Regions from separate parts of the Mus musculus genome. Here region 1 is linked to region 2. Evidence: chromatin loops called from intact Hi-C (ENCODE). Cell type or tissue: heart. All regions are shown on one strand. Links, peaks and the distances in the headings refer to the core of each region. The heading gives the core; the rest is flanking DNA.

Region 1 (10,359 bases), core at 3,637-6,136, 140 kb before region 2:
ACAGGTATGGTGGGCCTCCTCCCAGCACCAAGGTCTCTGCCCGAACGTCACTCAACACGAGAAAGCCTTTTGTTTGTCCCACTATCCGAAATGTTACTTACCTATAGGGCTATCTTCACCCTCTAAAATGTAGGCTCTAGGACAGCAGACCCTCCACTGTCCATTGCTGCCTCCCTTTCATCTGGCTGTGGTTAGCCTACAGTAGGCAGTTAATAATTTCTGGGAGGGAGAGGCCCCAACCTGACCTACACTCAGGATAGTTAACAAAGCTTTTTTTTAAAAAGTCTCACTCAAGCTGGGCGGTGGTGGCGCAAGCTTTAATCCCAGCACTTGGGAGGCAGAGGCATACAGATTTCTGAGTTCAAGGCCAGCCTGGTCTACAGAATGAGTTCCAGGACAGCCAGAGTTACACAAAGAAAACCCAGAAGTTAAGTGGGGCATGGTGGGGGGTAAATGTTTAGTCCCAGCACTAACGAGGCAGAGACATGTGGATCTCTGTGAGCTGGAGGCTAGCTTGATCTGCAGAGTGAGTTTCAGAACAGCCAGGGCTATTTCACTGAAAAACTCTGAGGAAAAATAAAAAAAACAGAAGTTAGGTTAGGCTAGTTATAAAAATCGATGAGCACAGAGGAAACGATGGAAACAAAATTAAGCAATGATGTTAGGCAAGGACTTTCATCTGTTGCCCTTTTCATGTCTCTAACTCATAGGCCTTTTCCCCAAAAATGGTTGTCTTTCATTGTTTGTAATTCATTCAAATGAAAGCCAACAGAAGTTTTTTGTGAGCCTTTTGTAGTGGTCCGCCCCTTTAATCCCTGCACTCAGGAGGCAGAGAGACTGATCTATACAGTGAGTTCTAGGACAGCCAGGACTACACAGAGAAACCCTGCCTTAAAAAAAAAAAAAAAGAAAAATAATTTTAAAAAATTAAAAAATAAATGTCTGTGGAAAACAATTTAAAGTTTAAGAGTATCTCCTATACTTACTTTAAAGCAAGGTTTTTGGTCTTCCTTTTTTACAGAAATGGCTGGAGATTAAACCTAGGGCTTCACCCACTCTGTGTAAGTGCTCTCTACAACTGAGAGATAGCCCTAACCTTAAAGTAGATTTTTGTTTTTTTTTTTTTTTTTTTAAGATGAGGTTTCTCTGCTAAAGAGCCCTGGCTGTCCAGGAACTCAATATGTAGACCAGGCTGGCCTCAAACTCACAGATCTGCCTGCCTCTACCTCCCAAGTGCTGGGATTAAACGCGTGCAAAACCACTGCTCCACTTAAATAGTTATTTTTAAGAGGCCACTGCTAGAGATGGAATAGAATTATGAAGTTTGCAAGCTGAACCAGTACACCAAGCAGAGTACACATTCAGGACTGGTACCCACTTAAGTACCAAGACACAGTTATGCCTACAGTTTTCAAAATCCTATTCTTGGGTGTCCATTTTGACATGAAAATGTAAAACATGTGCCGGGCGTGATGGCACACGCCTTTAATCCCAGCACTCAGGAGGCAGAGGCAGGCGGATTTCTGATTTCTGAGGCTAACCTAGTCTACAAAGTGCGTTCCAGGACAGCCAGGGCTATACAGAGAAACCCTGTCTCGAAAAACCAAAAAAAAAGTAAAACGTAAAATCCAAAAACAATTCTTAAGATCCGCAGAATCTTCCTCAGCCTGACAGCAAACCAGGATATGCCTGAAAGAAGAGCTGTGCAGACCTAAAAACTAGATCGTGGGGGCTGGAGGGGGCTCATCCATCACTCTTCCAGAGAACCCAGTTGATTCCCAGCACCCACATGGCAACTCACGAGTGTCTGTGCAAACTCCAGTTCCAGGGGGATATGATTGCCCCCCTCAAACTGCCACTGGTACCAGGGACACATGTAATACACAGACATACAGGCAGAGAAAAATACATAAATAAAATATAGATAAATCAAAAAATATGAAAAAAAAACCCAACCCTGCATCCTACATTATTGCTCCTGTAACTCCCTTGCTGAAGTTGTGGATGGAATCAGCTCAGGAAACATCTACAAGGATGGATCTAGTTAACTACAAGCCACTAGGTTTGAGCTGTTCTTCTATGCACTAAGCCTTATCTGTTTACTTTCTGCAATGAGCGTGTACTGCTTTTTTAAATGCAAAAGAAAAGACTTCATTAAAAAAAAATTAATGGCACAAAAGCCAGCACATAGGTAATGTACTTTTCTCACTTTCTCTGAACAATAACAGCATTATGTTTGTGCAGATTCAATTGGCAGGGAATTACTGGTTAATAGGCCTTTGTCAGATGTTCTCTCATCACTGATAAGGTGTTTTCCACTGCAAACAAGCCTCTCTTTGGGGGTCAGCCAGTAAGTGCCTCACAGGTAAGGCTAAGAATTAGGTGTGCGTGCCAAGCCTCGTGACCCAACTTCAGAAGTGTTAGAGGAGTTTCTTACACAGTATGGTCAGCTAGATCAAGGGCCTGCAAATATATTAGAGTCAGAACGTTCTGGTCTATGGAAGACGTCACAGAGTCTCGGCTTAGGTGAATTATATCTGCTGGCATTTACTAGTATTAGAAATGAAAGTTGATAAATTAAGAAATGGCGAGGACAATAGAATCATATCAGCACATATTATGTATACAACATCTAGAAAACTCTACTGTGTATAAGCAAAAGTCTAGGAGGAAAAGAAGAAAGACCTTAATATGGTTGGGGAAGGTTTTCATTCCAAAGGCTCCCTAGTAAGCGTCTTGGGAGTCACGGGAGGAGCCCACTGGATGCTGTGCTCTCACATTTGGCACTGCTGATGTTGAAAGAGAGAACTCTTTCTTGAGAGGGGCTGTTCCTGTCCTTGCAAGCAGGTTAGCAGGATCCCTGGCCTCTATCCACTCGAAGCTGCCCAGTGGGACACACAAAAATTCCTCTGGACTACATATATCTATACAAATACTTATAAGCATCTAATAACAAAAAAACAGAAGGCATGGGTTTGAATAAGGGAAGGGAGAAGTATATGGGAAGATTTAGAGGTGGAGAAGGGAGGGGGAAATATAATTGAAATACAATCTCAAAAAAAAAAAAACCTCAAAAGCTATTATGGAAAAAAATTAATGCCTCTAAGAAGATATTGCCAAATGCCCACTGTGTAAGAACACACTGTACCAGTTGATTCTATCCCACCAACATGTGAATTACAAATGCAATTCTTTTGCTTTCTCAAAGCCCCCTCAATAGGCCTATCTCCAGCCCATTCTGGTGGGTCTTTTTCTTCTATCTCTTTATTAAAGCACAAACAGCAGAAGGCACAAGGTAACAAGGAGCAGAGTAAATCAGGTCAGGAGGACACTGGGATCAAAGTTCAAGCCTAGGCTGTTATGGACTCTCAAGTCTATTGGGACAGATCACAAACAACCAACATTATTAACCCAGCAACTCTTCCCACCACTTTAAAACCACGACTAAGCTGACCTGTAGTGAGGAAAAAAAAGAAGCAGAAAAAAAAAAAAATCCAAGCGGTTGTGAAGAAAATGGATTGAATATACAAAGCTCAGATACACAATTACCATCTTGGAAGCTCCCCGGCTTTAGCATCTAGGGGTATTTCTGTCCGGTGTCTGGCTGGGAGGAAGTAGCGAAAGTTATTCGAGAAAAACAAACAAAGCAACAAAAATCAAGCAAACCAACAACAATAACAAAAAAAAAAAAAAAAACAAAACGAAACAAAAAAACCGAGATCCTCACCACCTTTAAGTCAGATACTCACCCCCCACCAAAGTTATCAACTCATCCCTTTAGTCTCCAGAGGTTGGATATAACTTTTCTTTCCGGAAGTTACTCCAGCCCCAGTCACTATATGTATATGTATGTACGTGTGTGTGTATCCCTTCACTCTCAAAACTCCAAGGCCATTCCTTAGCTCTTCAATCACTGCTTCTCCCAGCCTCAAGTCCTACCTACAAAGCTCCCAAAACGGTGTCTCTGTCCCTTGGGCCCTACTGTCCTATCTACCTACCCCCCTATGCCCTCCCCCTCCCCAATAATTTCACGAGGGTACAGCGCCTTCCGTTCCAAATTCATTTCTCGCTCTACACTTTTTTTTCACCATCTTTAAAACTCTCCCCTGATCCAGGAAACCAAGCCTCCCCGGTGTCTGCTCCCCGACTCTTTTTCCAAGTTGCTCTCTCTAGCCCAGAGGTCTAGAACTCTGCGCTCCTCTTGCCTAATCCCTTGACGTCGTCCTCCCTCGTCCCCTTACTTGCCCCGCTGTTACTCTCAGAGGCCCTCCTGGCGGGCCATCCCACGGCCAGGCCTTCCTCCAGGTCGTGTGTCCCCCCCTCCCGGCCCCCCCGCGTCCCCCCTCCGCCGCCGCCTCGGGCCGCCGCCGCCCAGTGTCAGCTGTTCGGTCTCTCAAAGCCTTCTCAAAGACCAGTCTTTCAGGTTGTGGCCTTTGAAACTCCCCGATCCCCCGGGCCCGGCTCAAAGACACCAGAGGGCCCGAAAACTCACCTAGGAACAGAAAGATCAGGATGAGCTTTGCGCCTTTAACCGGAGAGAGGCACATCGTGATCCCTCAGGCCAGGCGACCACCGGACCGACAATTCCAACGAATCCCCTCGCAGCCCTGCGGAAGCGAAAGCACGAGAGACCACCGACCGAGGCACCCAGGCACCGCAAAAGCCTGGACTCGCCGCTTCAGCTGGAGTCATAAGACCAGGGGCGGGGTTCTTTATTCCTTTCAGCCAATCAGCATGCTTAGAAACTGAGAGGGAGGCGGTGATGTCCGGGCAGGAGGGCGGCGTGGCCACGCCCTGGCTTTTTGGTTCACAGCCATTATTAAACTAGAAAGAGTTGTGCGAGGAGGGCATTTTTTTAAGGCTAGCAGGAAAGGAGGAACTTTGATGCTTGTAGACAGTGGGTTATTTCTATTCTAGGTCCTTGAGAACAAACAGCATCATTTTTTCTGGCAACAAAACGGCTGCTAGGCCTCTCAAGATATATATGTATGTAAATTTATATATGAAAATATATGTAAAAAATAATACACGATTATTCAAGTATAGAGACCACCTACACAGTTTATACTATAGGTGGATAGGGAAGCTAGGGGGTATGGAGTCATTAACGACCAGATCAGACCATGCTCTTGAAGTTCAAAGTTATAACACTCTCTTTCCTTGATGGGGAAATTGAAGTCAGAAAGAGGAAGCATATTTTTAAATAGAGGAAGAAAAAAAGAGAGAGAAATAAGAATAGAAGGAAATCAAGATCACTCCCATTACTACCCAGAGACACTCTTTACAAAATACATAAACTCCCAGATATTTTTCTATCTGGAATACAAATACAGTTAATGTTCTCTAATGAGTTCATACTAACCCGTATTCTGTACGCTTGCCAAGTGAACAGTAAACAAACATGTCTCAAAACAACAGAGGAAAACAACATTAACGTAAAACTCCAGAGTTGGAATAAAGCAATGACCTTCAAATGTTGCTTCCCAAAACACACACACTCACACACACACACACACACACACACACACTCTTCTCAGGGATTTTGGAAGTAGTTTTTGTTTTGTTTATTTTACCTGATGATGCCTTAGAGACTCTGAAACAAATGCCCTTTTTCCTACAAGCTTACTGTTTGTTTGAGGTTTAATCCTCACTAAGTTGCCTAATAGTTTGACCTTACACTTAAAGTATAGCTGTAGTTCAGGTGGCACTTGAACATATGATTCCTCTGCCTCGGCATGCCTAGTAGCTTGGATTGCAGGGTTTCTCCTCCCATCCTGTCTTATTCCTTTACTAAACAAACACCTGGGGTGATTCTGATGCTGAGGCCCATGAACTGCACTTAGAAAAGTACTAAAAGCCGTGGTGGCGCATGCCTTTAATCCCAGCACTCCAGAGGCAGAGGTAGGCAGATCTCTGTGAGTTTGAGGTCAGCCTGTTCTACAGAGCAAGTTTCAGGACAGCCAGGTTCTGTTTGCACAGAGAAACCCTGTTTCAAAACAAACAAACAAATAAAAAGACAAAGAGAAGCTCTAAAACATAGCTTCAAAGTCATGCAGTTTGGGAGATCTTTAATCTGTGGCTCTATTTAAAAATAAGCTTAAGAAGAGATTTGTGGGGGCAGTTTAGTGAATTCTCAGAAATTCCATGAGACACTGGTGAGGATTTTTCTGTGGAACTTTATAGATTTAGTTAATTCTACCCCAGTCCCCCACTCCAACCCAAATATTCATAACCACAAATCTGCATTCTGTTGTTGTTGTTGTTTTTGACAGGGTCTCCCTACATGGCCCTGGCCGGCCTGGATCTCATATAGACCAGGCTGGCCTAGAACTCACAGAGATCCCCCGGCCTCCATCTCCAGTGCTGGGATTAAGTGTGTGCACAATCCAGCCTGACTGGAAGATCACTGATAAACCCTTTCCCCGGTATTAGGACAATGAATCATGTAAAGAGAGACCCTGTGAATATAGTGAATATAATCAAAGTGTGCCCTACGAATGTATGAAAAAGGTCACACTGAAGTCTATTAGTGTGTATAAATCACAAATGTTATTTATGATTTAAAAAAAAAAGACAATATTGACGGGGCCTGGTGGTAAACAACTTTAATCCCAGCACTAGAGAGTCAGATGCAGGAGGATCTCTGTGAGGGATTTTTGAGTTTGAGGCTAGCCTGGTCTACAGAGTGAGTTTGAGTCTAGCCTGGTCTACAGAGTGAGTTTGAGGCTAGCCTGGTCTACAGAGTGAGTTCCAGGACAGCCAGGGCCACTGGGGATGGTCTTGAGCTGCCTCTACCTCCCTCCCAGGACCCCAGTGTTTAAATAGCTCTGTAAACTGAATTTCTATAGCTTTACCACAATTTATTTTTAAAATAAATTAATTAATCTTCTCGTCAAGCATGGTAGCACATGATTATAATCCCAGCACTAAGGAGTCTGAAGCAGGACTATCAGAAATCCAAGGCTAGCATAAGAAAAAGGCTTAACAAATACATTTTTAAGCCACACTCATCAGACTCATGTGGTTAGTATGAAAGTTGTACCTCAGAACACCACATTTTCTTTTTTTTTTTCCTCTCTTTTCTTATTTATTTGAGACCTGGTCTCACTCCATTGTCCAGACTGGCTTTTTGAAATGTTAGATAGGTCCAAGAAATCCCCCTGCCGGAGAGCCCTGACTAGCTAGTACTCCAAGCACATCCTACCATTCCTGCCACACCAGCATGTTCTTTAACATGGCATTTTAACCAACAACTTGCTTTGCCTTACTGGTTTGGGCATTTGGAAAAGAGTCTCAGGTAAGTACTTGCCAGGGAGACAAAAGCAAAGTAGATTCGGACCATTGCGACGCTCAACTAGACTGCTGGAGCCCCTTCTGCCATCAGATTCTCACAGGAGCTTCCGTTCTCAAAAATGCCAATGAGTTGGATTTGGCCCACCCACTCACTGTCTTTCTTCTTCAGGGAGCTGCAGTTCTTTTCTAAATACCTTTGAACTAGTCGCACTCTGACCACAGTTCACCTGGCATAACTCCTGTTCCTTAAAGTCAACAGATTAACGAACTTCAAGAACAATTGAACAATACCATCACAGTAACTAGGCTTGTTTTAGGTTGGTTAATTAGCCTTGCTGACACATCAAAAGATCATCAAAAAGGAGCATGTTCTTTCATTTCTTTCATTTAAAAACGTTTTCATAACAGTATTGTTCCAAGGACGGTCCAGTCCACGGAACAGAATAAACAGCTTAAAGATACACCTGTGTGCGTATGGAGGATCATTTATTTTGTGTTGGAGGTTGGATGTGATGTACTGTGTCTACTGGGCAAGCACCTTATCACTAGGCAATAGTCCTAGTCCCTTCTGCTTTTGTTGGGGGGGAGGTTGGTTTTTTGAGACAGGATTTCTCTGTTTCCCTGGCTGTCCTGGAACTCACTCTGTAGACCAGGATGGCCTCCCAAATACTGGGATTAAAGGCGTGTGTCACCACCGCCCGGCTTGCTTTTGTATTTTTACTTTGAAACTGAGTCTTACAGGGTTGCCCCGGTTGCCCTTGAATTCCCTTTGTAGCTCTTGCAGGCTTGAAATTTACAGTTTCTGCCACAGCACCCCAAATGCCTGGGAACATGTGCTTGTACCACAAGGCCTTGACTTTGGTGATGTAGTAGATCAGTGGCTCTAAACCTTCTTAATGCTGCAACCCTTTCATACAGTTCCTCATGCTGTGGTGACTCAACCATAACATTGTTTTTGTTGCTACTTCATAACTGTAATTCTGTTACTGTTATGAATTCTAATGTAAATATTTTTGGAGATAGAGTTTACCAAAGGGGTTGAGACCCACAGGTTGAGACCCGCTATAGTACATACTAAAACTATCACTACAAAGGAAATGAAAGAGCCTGGGCATAATCTCTCACACCTTTAGTCCCAGCTCTTAGTAGATAGAGGCAGGGGATCTCTGTTAGTTCAAGGTCATCCTGGTCTGTATGCTAGTCCCAGGCCAGCTAGTGTTACAAGTGAGACTTGCCTCAAAAAGCAAACAACAACAAAATTGACAAATTATTTAATGACTAATCCTGGAAGAATATTTGGTTGGTTTTATTTTTTTTTAATTATCATGCAATGTCACTTTCTCCCCTGGTGTATCTTATCCTCTCCACATACAAATTATTACAACCAAGTTGCCTTTCATATTTTACAATTATCCTATACTCATTGAATGGAGAACATTTGTAAAAGCACTGCTAAACACAAAACAAAACTAGAAATACTCTCTAGTCTATAATCCCCAACGTCTGCCTAGCAGGCTTCTTCTCCCACCCCTCCCCTAGAAGAATGGCTCCAGCTTCCCCTTAGGAGCCCCTCTTAAGCCAGTGAGGGGACAAAGGGATTGAGCCTATGTGCTCCCCCAGCGTCCTGGCTGTCCCTCCAATGCTTGTGTCTTCAGTGGCCCTGATGTGTTCCAGCTCTAAGCATCTTCAGGGCAGAGAATGTGGTGGTATCTTTCAACATTCTGTTCTCATAATCTGTACTCATAAATGTTAGATGGTTTGTTTGTTTTGCTTTTTGTTTGTTTGTTTGTTTTTGAGACAGGGCTTCTCTGTGTATCCTTGGCTGTCCTGGAACTCTCTCTCTGTAAACCAAGCTGGCCTCAAACTCAGAAATCCACCTGCCTTTGTGGAGAGTATAGGGGTTAAAGGTGTGCACCAGCACTGTCCTGAACAGTTCTTGAATTAATAAGTAAACAGAGGATACAGGAAAAGATAGAGAGCCTATAACGTCAGCAGGGAGCTGGAGGAATTATCTCAGCCCACTTCCTGTTTTCTCCATCTGTGTCATGTCAGGGAAAGTGGAAGGGTTTGTTCTTTTTTTCCACCCCCAACTGACTAACCAGCTGTAACTAACAAACTTCTGACCTCTACTTTGACCACTTTCTCTTTATATATGTCTTTTGGTCGTTGTTGAATTAGGATCGTGATATAGAGCCTAGGCTGGCCTTGGGCTTTTTGGTTGTTGCTGTGTTTGGGGTGTCAATGATTTTCTTTTTGCTTTGAAATAGGGTTTCACTGTGTAGCCTTGACTAGTCTGGAACTTTGCTGTATACAGAAGGCTGGCCTCAAACTCATAGAAGTCACCAGCCTTTATTTAGAGTGCTGGGGTTAGAGGCATGGGACACTTTACCCTGCTAGTCTTGAGTTCATTTCCCTACTGCAGCCTCCAGAGTGCTTAGGCTAAAAGAATGCAGCACCAGGTCTGTCATATATCTTTATCCTACTGTCTCTTCCCTTTTGACTCTGTTTTTCTGTCTACTTCTGTGTCCTTACATGTATGTGCGCACGCACACGCTTTTAGCCAGCCTCCTTCATAGCCCCTCTCTGTGATTTTCTTTTGTTGCTTTTTTCTTTTTTGAAAGTTTATTTTAAGTGTGTGTGTGTGTGTGTGTGTGTGTATACTTGCACACTTCTGCACATTTGAATATGTATACCTGTGCTTGGAGGAGCTTGAGAAGTCAGATTCCCTGGAACTGGAGTTACAGGTAGTTGTAAGCTGTCTGACATGGGTTCTGGGCACTGAACTCAGGTCCTCTGAAACCCAGTAAGCATTCTTAACCACGAACCTTCTCCCTCCAGCCTCTATTTTCCTCCTTTTGGATAGGATCTCATAGTTCGGAGGTTGGCCTTGAACACTCCTTCCCAGCCTTAGAATTACAAAGTATGTACGACCACGCCTTTCTCCATAGTTTTCTTTTCTACTCTTTTTTGTTTTTTGTCTCTTTTTATAGTCCAGGGCAGCTTTGAACTTGAAGTGATCTTCCAGCCTAGGCCTCCCAAGTGCTGGAATTACAAGTGAGAGCCACC
Region 2 (10,359 bases), core at 3,044-5,543:
CATGCCAGCTCAGAGTTTAGGTGTACACACGTACCCAGCCGAGTGTTTTTAGAATAACTACTGCACAAATTGACAATAGGTCATAGGTCATTCTCTCTCTCCCTCCTTTTTACTTCCCTTTTCTTTTTCTTCCCTATTTCCTTTCCTTCACCCTACCCCCTAACTCATGAAAAGATTCTATGGACTGAAAAAGCCCCAGGCTGAAAGGACTGAACCGCCTTGATTGACATGGGGAGGGGGGTTAGTAGACTGTGTATGGGCAGCAGAGGCTGCTGCCCGACGTGTGGTTCTGATGGCCAGCGCGGGGCAGAAGCGTTTTGCACACTGTTTGTTTTCCTGTCTTGCACTTACAAATAAGGTCTATGGGAGTAGCATGGGAACCGGTGGTTGTTTTTCCCTTTTTCTTTTTTAATTGCTTTTGTTTAAAATTTGATCGCCTTAACTACTGTAAACATAGCCTATTTTTGTGTTTAAGATACTGAATGGAAAACCCCATTGTGTGTTGCTGGACTGTTTTGGAAATATTTGGTCAAATGTATGTTAATTTGGCTGTAATGGCATTTAAAGCAAGCAAACAAGCAAACAAACAAAGCTGTGAAAATGGCCTTGGAGCATTATCTTTAGTTACTTGAAGAGTTTCTAGGTTTTTTTTTTTTTTTTTTACAAATACAGTTTATGTTAAAATAATCTTTATTAATTTAGAGGAGACAATGTCTGTGGAAGAACGGACTTTTTTGGATTTTTAAAAAAGATTTATTTATTTATTTATTTATTTATTTATTATATGTAAGTACATTGTAGCTGTCTTCAGACACTCCAGAAGAGACAGTCAGATCTCACTATGGGTGGTTGTAAACCACCATGTGGTTGCTGGGATTTGAACTTCGGACCTTCAAAAGAGCAGTCAGGTGCTCTTACCCACAGAGCCATCTCATCAGCCCCTGGATTTTTTTTTTTTTTAACGGTCATTGTGATTGCTTTTTCTTTTACTTAGTTTCACATTCTTCCTTTGTTCTAAATCTTCGACTGACATCTAGCTTTGACAATCATAGTATGTTTTATTTCCTGAGGGGGAAATAACTTATAATGTTGTTTAGTTTTGTACTACTGACGTGTTGGTGAATTTTTAAACTGTGTGCTAACTGCAATAAATTATATGAACTGAGAAAAAAAAAGATGATTGTGAGCTGCTATGTGGGTTCTGTGAATGAAACCCAGGTCCTTTTGGAAAAGCAGCCAGTCATCTTAACTGGGGAAACATCTCTCCAGATCCAGTGTAGATTTTCAAACAAAAAGTTTAAGAAATTATTTTTTTTTTCAAGACGGAGCTTCTTTGTGTAGCCCTGGCTGCCTTGGAACTTGCTTTGTAGACAAGGCTGGCCTCAAACTCAGGTATCTGCCTGCCTCTCTCCCAAGTGCTAGAATTAAAGGTATGTGTTACCACATCTGGCTAATTTGTTACTATTTTTTTGTCCAAGAAATTAACTTTGATTTGCTTGTAGAACATACTAATTACATACAATGTTGCCAGATACAGATTACCCTGATGGTTTGATGGTGGATGCAAAAATAATATGCATTCAGTAGAAACGAATTTTTATCTTCTCCTGGTTTGGTGACATGTGGTATATTGTTTTGCTAGGCTGGGGAATGACAGTAAAGCCCGTGTCTTTCCATCAGTCAGTGATGATGAAGGGAAACAACCAGTTCTCTCTCAATAATGTTCCACATTGCTAAGTTATGCTGCTTTTTAGGGTAGATGTATTTAAAGATGCTTTCTTTCTTTTCTTTTTTTAAAAAGATTTATTTGGCTTATTTATTTATTTATTTATTTTTGAGACAGGGTTTCTCTGTAGAGCCCTGGCTGTCCTGGAACTCACTCTGTAGACCATATTTGTTTATTTTTATGTGAATGCACTGTAGCTGTCATCAGACACCCCAGAAGAGGGCATCAGATCCCATTACAGATGGTTGTGAGCGACCATGTGGTTGCTGGGAATTGAACTCAGGACCTCTGGAAGGGCAGCGGGTGCTCTTAACTGCGGAGCCATGTCTCCAGCCCCAACATGCTTTCAATTTAATGATATTTTCAGTTTATAGAATGGGTTTATGGCTTGGTAATCCCATCTTAAATCAGAGAGCATCTGTGTAACTTGTAGCGAATTATCTATTTTCACTAACACTAACCTCCTTAGTAATGGTTGTTTATAATGTACTTGTTATGAAATGCAGGCTCTTAGAGCAGCATGAGAATTGCTAGGAGAGGAGTACTACTTGGCAAGAAGTTGTGGACTTTCTTTTTCCTGAGACAGTTCCATTTTGTAGCCAAGGTGCCGCTGACCTCTCCTCCTTCCTGCCTCGACTTCCATGCTTTGCTCCTGCTAGGATTATACCTAGGGGCTACCATGGCCGACCCAGCTTCAGTTTTGCATGTTTATAAATGCAATATTCCAAATGCTTCAGTGTTGATTGATATTAGTAATACAGATACATGCTAAAGATGTTCACAAAAGACTGATGGGTAAACAGGAATACCAAATTGTTAATTTATAAAGACAAACATAATCGGTCATGCAGATTTGATTGGAAAATATTAAATTATTAAATGAAGATTGTTGATACCATAGAATCAAGACAAGGTAGGCATGGTAACCACTAATTATTCACAAACAGTTGAACAATATAAATGCATAGTAGGTTTGTCTGGAATATTTTAAAGGTTCATATCCCCATTGAGGACTAGAATATTTGCCCCTAGAGAGACTGTGGTATTTGTCTTATAGATCTAGTATTTCTGTGTCTCACATATTGAGTAGTCTTTAATCCCTTTGCCATCATGATTTCGTTTTTTACCTTTCTGATTGAAAACCCTCAAGAAGCATAATTTTGTTTTCTTAAAAAAAAATTTAGGGCTGGAGAGATGTCTCAGTGGTTAAGAGCACTGACTGCTCTTCTGAAGGTCCTGAGTTCAAATCCCAGCAACCACATGGTGGCTCACAACCATCTGTAATGGAATCGATGTCCTCTTCTGGTGTGTCTGAAGACAGCGACAGTGTACTTACACATAATAATAAATAAATCTTTGGGCCGGAGTGAGCAGGGCCTGGGTGAGCAGAGGTTTGAGTTCAATTCTCAGCAACCACATGATGGCTCACAACCATCTGTACAGCTAGAGTGAACTCATATACATAAAATACATAAATAAATCTTTAAGAAAAATGTTTTAGAAAGTATTCAAAGCTTAATGTGGTGGCACATGCTTTTAATCCCAGTACGAGTGAGGCAGAAGCAGGCAGGCGTCTGAATTTGAGGCCAGTCTGATCACCATAAGGAGTTCCAGGTCAGCTAGCATATATAGTGAAACTCTGTCTCAGAGAAAAACAAACAAAACAAAACAAACAACAACCCCCTACCATACAACCAAAATGTATTTCTTTATCTTTTCATTTCACTTGTGACTACTATTACTGGAGCAGCAGTCTTTTTATTCTTTAAGGGAATTACCTTATTTTCCTTTTTTCATTTGTTTTCTTTTAGAGATAGGGTCTCAAGTCTTCTCCAACCCTTCAAGGTTTGTGATTAGGGCATGAGTTATCATGCCTGGGAGGAAATTACATTTTTGTTTGTGTTCAAGAAATCAATTTTATTTGTTTTGCTTCTTTTTCAAGACAGGCTCTCTGTGTAGTTCTAGTTGTTCCGGAACTAGTTCTGTAGACCAGGCTGGCTTTGAACTCAGAGATCATCAGCCTGTCCTGCCCCCACCCCCACCCCAACTCCCATCCCTGTACTGGTTGGTATTAAAAGCTTGTGCCAAGATGTCCTGTTACATTCCTGATTTATAGTTCAGTTTTTAACTATCAGAGTGAAGCAGGGGACAGCAACCTGATGACTTATTTGATAATTCTATGACAGCACTTCACTGTCCAATGATTATAGCTACCAGATTAAAAAAAAGGTTGTTCAATTAAATTCAGAAAAACAAGTAGTTCTTAGCATAAGCAAGGTCAAAACGTAGATGAAGTATACTTGCACCAAAAGGTGTTCACCTTATTTGAAATTCAAATTTGACTAGGTATCTTGTAATTTTATTTGCTGAACCTGACAACTTTGACATTAATTTAACATGAAGCTATGAGGCTCGCCTAGGCTCAAGCAGCTTGATAGGCATCAATTCACTCTGTTGCTTCAGATAGGAAGCAAAACCTATTATCCTTACAAACTATTTAGCATAGTGGTAGGTGGCAACAAAGACCTAAGAATCTTGACCCTTTGAGGAACCCGTAACTGACTGCCACAATTTCTGCTTTGATTGATTCCCTCCCCCACTCTATTCTTCCAGCAACCAGAAAGAATTGCTTGATCACTTCTTCCTTCTGAAGTCCCGCCCTTTCGGCTACCCCCAATGGAGACTAAGCTGTTACTGAAAAGGAGCCGACAAAAGCGTCAACGTGGAGTCGAGAGGAGCGGAAGTAGTCAGATTTCGCTAAGGGCCGTAAAGCGGATAGTGTTTTCGCCTTCCGGATTAACGACAGCAGCTCCGACTGTCAGTGCAGGCCTTCCTCGTGCTGGACCCTTCCTAATTCAATTTCCTTCCCATTCCGGGCCCTTCCCTATCGTCGCCCCTTTCACCTTGGATCATGTTCAAGAAGTAAGGACACGCTGTGGCCTCCATTGGCTGCTTAGAAAGGCGGTGGGGGTGGGGGTGGGGAAGAGGGAGAGAGCAAAGGTCCTCTTTCTCTCTCCCCCGCCCCTGCCATCCTGACTTCCTAAGGTTTTGTAAAGTATAGTACTATGCTCACTTCGGACTTGGACCACTTCTTTAAGCTTTCCATCCTTAATCTTCAGTCGGGGCTTGGCTCTCCCGCTCCCATTTCCTTTTTCCTTAGCCCTGTTCTGCCTTTCCAGCAGTGCTATCTCCATTCCTAGTATTCTACCAATCACATCCTTGCACTGTGATTTAGGGGCACATCCTCAGCTGAGAGGAGAGCCCTGCACTCTGCTATATGTTTATTAGTTATGAACTGAAAAAAGGAAGGCTTGACTTCCTGGGTCATGGCAGTGAGGGAGTCTGGGTGACAGGAAGCAAGCGGCTGGCCTGTCAAGCCTATTGCTAAGCTGCTAGATTAACCTTGTCTTGAGAACAACGTGGTAGCCCTATGTGCTAGTCTGTGTAAGGAAGACCAATTTCCTTGGAAACCTATCCAGTGGGTTTATCTTCCAGATCTGATAGACGCAAAAGGAAAAAAGGGGAACATGGGCAAAGGAAGGTGGGTTTTGTGCATGAAAATTTGAGCAAATCTGGACAGGGATTTTAAAATTATCTCACTATTTCTTTAAAAAAAAAAAAAACAAAAAACAACAGACTACATAGCCTGCTGGGGCTCTCATTCTTTTGTTATGCTTCGGTTAGTCTTTTGTATTTTAATGTGTGAGGTTTCTTTTAGATTAAAAAATAGATTTTTATTAAATAGATGGGAGTCTTTTTTTCCTTTGAGCAGAAATTTTCAGTAAAAGGCATTTTTGTTAGCTGACAACAGATTCTAGCATAACAATTTCTTTGCCCCCAATAATTGCAGTATGTATGAGAGTTTATTCTAATACTGTCTTTAACACGTTGGTTTTGTATTGTATAAGACAAATGGAAATTTGTATTTTAAAAACAATTTATTTCATAATTATTTTAAGCATGAGTACTTGCTTGGGAATAGATGATTAATTAGAACCTTACTTTTAGATTTCTGATTCTTCTGCTTAGCAATGCCCTTTTTTTTTCTCTTCAAAAAAAAATCATTTGCCAGATTTGATGAAAAAGAAAATGTGTCCAACTGCATCCAGTTGAAAACCTCGGTTATTAAGGGTATTAAAAATCAATTGCTAGAGCAATTTCCAGGTATTGAACCATGGCTTAATCAAATCATGCCTAAGAAAGACCCTGTGAAAATTGTCCGATGGTAAGTCCTTGTTTTTTTCCATGTAAAGATTAGAGTAGCTGAATATCAAAGGTTAGGTTGTTTTCATTCTAAATGGAATTATTATCGATAGAGCAATGATGAGAATAGACAGAGTTAACTCTAAAAGTTAGTTGTATTTCTATTTTCAAATCTTATCTATGTATATGAAAATGCTACTTTGTGTAATGTTTTATCAAAGACTTGTTTTTATTTATAAGTCGATTTATTTCAGTTTGCTCTTGAGATTTATTTTATACTTGACAGTGGAATTACAATAATAAAATGTAGAATGAAATTGGCTGTAGCATGTCATATTTCCTCTCTTTTTTTCTATATCGGACAGGTATTTTTTGGTCAGAATATTTACTGGAAAATAAGCTTAATGTATCTTTGTATGTGCATATTTCATGTTATAATTTTTATAGGATGTTTGACTTACATCCATTTTTGAACGAAAGTATCTAACTTTGTTCTCTGTGACATTTGTCTTACAGCCATGAACACATAGAAATCCTTACAGTAAATGGAGAATTACTGTTTTTTAGACAAAGAGAAGGGCCTTTTTATCCAACTTTAAGATTACTTCATAAATGTAAGTCTCTTATACATTAGAAAAAGTCCCTTCCCTCCAATGAAGCATTCATTAGTTCATCCATTCCATAAAAGCATGGAGTGGTGGCTCACAGATGGAATCACAGAGCTTAGGAAGCTGAGACAAGAAATTGATACAATTTTGAGGCCAGGCTGGGCTATAGGGTGATGCATTTCTCCCAAACAAAGACCCCAGAAATATTAATTCATTAATTATTTAGTGAACTTTCTTTGTTTTTTTTGTTTTGTTTTGTTTTTCGAGACAGGGTTTCTCTGTGTTCCCCCTGGCTGTCCTGGAATTCACTCTGTAGACCAGGCTGGTCTTGAACTCAGAAATCCGCCTGCCTCTGCCTCCCAAGCGCTGGGATTAAAGGCGTGCGCCACCACTGCCCGGCTTTTAGTGAACTTCATATGTGGTAGGCACTGGGCTACTTATTAAGAAATACAATTATAAGCAAAGACAGACGACATAGTTTCCTGTCCTTATTGTAGTTGGAAGAATAGACCACTGTGTAATTATAAACATATACATAAACTAAAAAAGGGCTTTAAACATTTTCATTTAAGTTTGTTACTAGAGTTCTGTAATTATCTGTGCATTGGGTAAAAATGGAAATCCTATTTATTACTAATTAAATACATGGATAGATGTCTTGACATTAAATAATGTTTATTTCATATATACATTTACAGATTGTTAGTTTGAATATATTACAAAAAGTTGAAGATATAATTCCAATGAACAAGAACTATTCAAATGGAAGCAAATATTTCCTATTCAGTTTGGTATTGTTGCCAAGAGGCAGAAGGAAGGGTAGTGACTTATAGGCTCTATTGATGATGAGTATTGGTGGTGATTAAATGAATTTATCTCCTTGTAAAAACCAAAGTCATTCAACCACACCACAAGGAGATAAACTTTTTTTTTTTTTTTTTTTTTTTTTTTTTTGGTTTTTTGAGACAGGGTTCTCTGTGTAGCCCTGGCTGTCCTGGAACTCACTTTGTAAACCAGACTGGTCTCGAACTCAGAAATCCACCTGCCTCTGCCTCCTGAGTGCTGGGATTAAATTTTTAATTGCCTAGTGTTACAGAGGTCAGGAGTAGCAAAACTGTTAGGCAGTTTTTTAAGCAGGTGAGATATTTTAATATTTATAAAACTAAGTATTAATTATTCAGTTAAGCATTGATTTTTTTTTCAGATTAAGACCTGATAGAAATTAAATCCTGGGGGCTGGAGAGATGGCTCAGAGGTTAAAAGCACAGGCTGGTCTTCCAGAGGTTCCAAGTTCAATTCCCAGTAACCACATGGTGGCTCACAATAGTCTAATAATGAGATCTGGTGCCTTCTTCTGGCCTTCAGGCCTACATGCAGGAAGAATGCTATATATATATATATATATATATATATATATATATATATATATATATCCTGATGCAATGGGGATAATTTTTTGTTTTGTTGTTTGAGGTTTTGTTTGTTTGTTATTGTTCCTTGAGACAGACACTAGGTAGCCAAGGCTGGTTTTCTATTTCTAATAATCCTGCTCCTACCTCCCAGGTATTGGGATTATAAAGTTGTTTTACCACACCTGGCTACTTTTAGGAACCTTGAAAAGCTTAAAAACTCCTTCTCTAGGGGCTGGATGGATGGCTTATCAGTTAAGAGCACTGGCTGCTCTTCCAGACTTCAATTTCCAGCATCTATATGGTTGCTCACAACTGTCTGACTGTAGTTCCATGGGATCCAAGTCCCTCCTCTGTGCGCATACATGCAGATGAAACACTGATAAAATATATACCTAAATAAATCTCAGAAAAACAAAACAAAACAAGCAAGCACCTCTATTTATCCTGTGAAAGCCTTTTAAAGATTACTTTTTTAAAGATTTATTTATTTTATGTATATGAGCACACTGTCCCTGTCTTCAGACATAGCAGAAGAGGGCATTGATTCCCAGTACAGATGGTTAGGAGCCACCATGTGGTTGCTGGCAATTGAACTCAGAACCTCTGAAAGAACAGCCAGTGCTCTTAACCGCTGAGCCATCTCTCCAGCCCTAGAGATTCTTTAATCATTGGTTTATAAGTTATTGATATACACGTAGAGATACTTTTTTTAAAGACTATAAAAAGAATATATGCACATAAATCTGGGAGATCACAGGAATAGGAAACTAATGAGCACACGAATTTCTATACTCTAAGTATATTTAGTGCATTGGTATACTCTTTTCCACTTTATTTCCTATGTTATATACAAAAGTTTCCTGTTTTGTTTTATTTTGTCCTGGAGATTGAATTCAGGACCCTGTGCATACTAGGTATATATTACTATACTGCTAAGCACCCCTCCCAGACAGGGTTTCAGGGTTTTTCTGTATAGCCCTGGCTGTCCTGGAACTCACTCTGTAGACCAAGCTAGCCTTGAACTCAGAAATCCCCCTGCCTCTGCCTCCCCTGTACTGGCATTAAAGGCATACGCCACCACTGCCTGGCTTTTTGTTCTTTTAAAATTGGGCTCTTTGCTACTTAGTTTTTTTTCTCTATTAAGATTTGGCATTGATAAGTTAATATGCATTTTATAGTTAGTGATATACTATTTATGATGTTATTAGTCATAAAAGTTCAAAATGTCAAGTGTCTAGCACTCACTATCATACAGAATAAATTTACTCCTCTAAATATACCGGTTGGTTTACCTGGTTACTGATCTTTTTGAGAGTATTTTATTTCTGCTTTTTTCATTCAGATGTTTTATTGTGAATATTTCCAGGCACTAAGTATTCTCTAAAAGCATGGTTTATTATAGTTTCATTACTCTTATTGACATACCTTAAGTTGTTTATATCTTACCTCATTTGTTGGACATTGTGATCTATCTCAGTTTGTTTATGTTTTACATGTTAGTGCTGGAACGAATATCTATCTAATATACTGCATATCCATCCATTTTCTTTAGGACAGACTCATAGAAGTAGAGTTACTGGGTCAATGAGTAGATCTCTTTTTCAAGGCTTCAATGTATGCTGCTAAGTCGTCCTAAAGGAGGTCCATACCCATTTACAAACCTTGTAGTCTATGAGAATGCTTATTGCTACACTCTTTTCTTGAAAATATTTAACAACTTCATCAGTAAAGAAGAGTGGTTTGGCTTTTATCTTGCAACCATCAGTACTGTAATTTGGGAAAATACTTGTTTATGTTCTTTGCCTTTATCTTGAGTCTTCAGTCATATTAATTTATATAATTTGTTTCTTCTCTTGTAGATCCTTTTATCTTGCCACATCAGCAGGTTGATAAAGGAGCCATCAAATTTGTACTCAGTGGAGCAAATATCATGTGTCCTGGCTTAACTTCTCCCGGAGCTAAGCTTTATCCTGCTGCAGTAGATACTATTGTTGTATCCTTCCCAGGGTTTAACTGCTGAAAACTGTTCACTGTATTCTTGTCATCCCTGAAAGATCTATCATCCAAGAGAATATTTCATGTGCTTTTAATTTATATTATTATTTTTTTCAGAGACAAGCCAAGGCTAGTCTTGAACTTGTGACTCTGATGTCCCAGTCTCCCAACTGCTAGGATTAGTCATGTGCTACCACACCCTGTTGAAGGGAACTTTTTAATTTTGGCCAAAGAGAAATGAGAGATAAACTCAAATAAACCAACTGTTTTTTTCCTTTTCTATTTCCTTCCTTCCTTTCTTCCTTCCTTTCTTCCTTCCTTTCTTCCTTTCTTTTCTTTTCTTTTCTTTTCTTTCTTTCTTTCTTGTTGTTGTTGGGTTTTTTTGTTTGTTTGTTTGTTTTTCGAGACAGGGTTT

Evidence for each region. Peaks named below come from ENCODE experiments on the same cell type or tissue, not always from the same donor. Only the 100,000 strongest peaks of a DNase experiment are listed, where the experiment ranks them.
Region 1: it touches region 2 in a loop (2.0-fold over the local background); 1 of 42 quality-filtered maps calls a loop at or near these places.

The regions. Positions count from the first base shown.
Region 1 is chrX:38,451,757-38,462,115 of GRCm38, forward strand. Lamp2 (lysosomal-associated membrane protein 2) reads right to left here and starts at 4,704. Exons shown (of 9, transcript NM_001017959.2): 1 at 4,493-4,704. The coding sequence starts at 4,547. LOC115489130 (a long non-coding RNA gene) reads right to left here and starts at 4,486. Exons shown (of 2, transcript XR_003953097.1): 1 at 3,550-4,486. In heart, for the core only: no CTCF peak of the experiment used is centred there; DNase peaks (open chromatin) are centred at 4,235 and 4,725; H3K4me3 peaks cover 1,268 bases; H3K27ac peaks cover 1,245 bases.
Region 2 is chrX:38,596,131-38,606,489 of GRCm38, forward strand. Mcts1 (malignant T cell amplified sequence 1) reads left to right here and starts at 4,341. Exons shown (of 6, transcript NM_026902.4): 1 at 4,341-4,648; 2 at 5,799-5,951; 3 at 6,446-6,543; 4 at 9,809-9,942. The coding sequence starts at 4,638. In heart, for the core only: no CTCF peak of the experiment used is centred there; DNase peaks (open chromatin) are centred at 4,461 and 5,031; H3K4me3 peaks cover 1,458 bases; H3K27ac peaks cover 1,236 bases.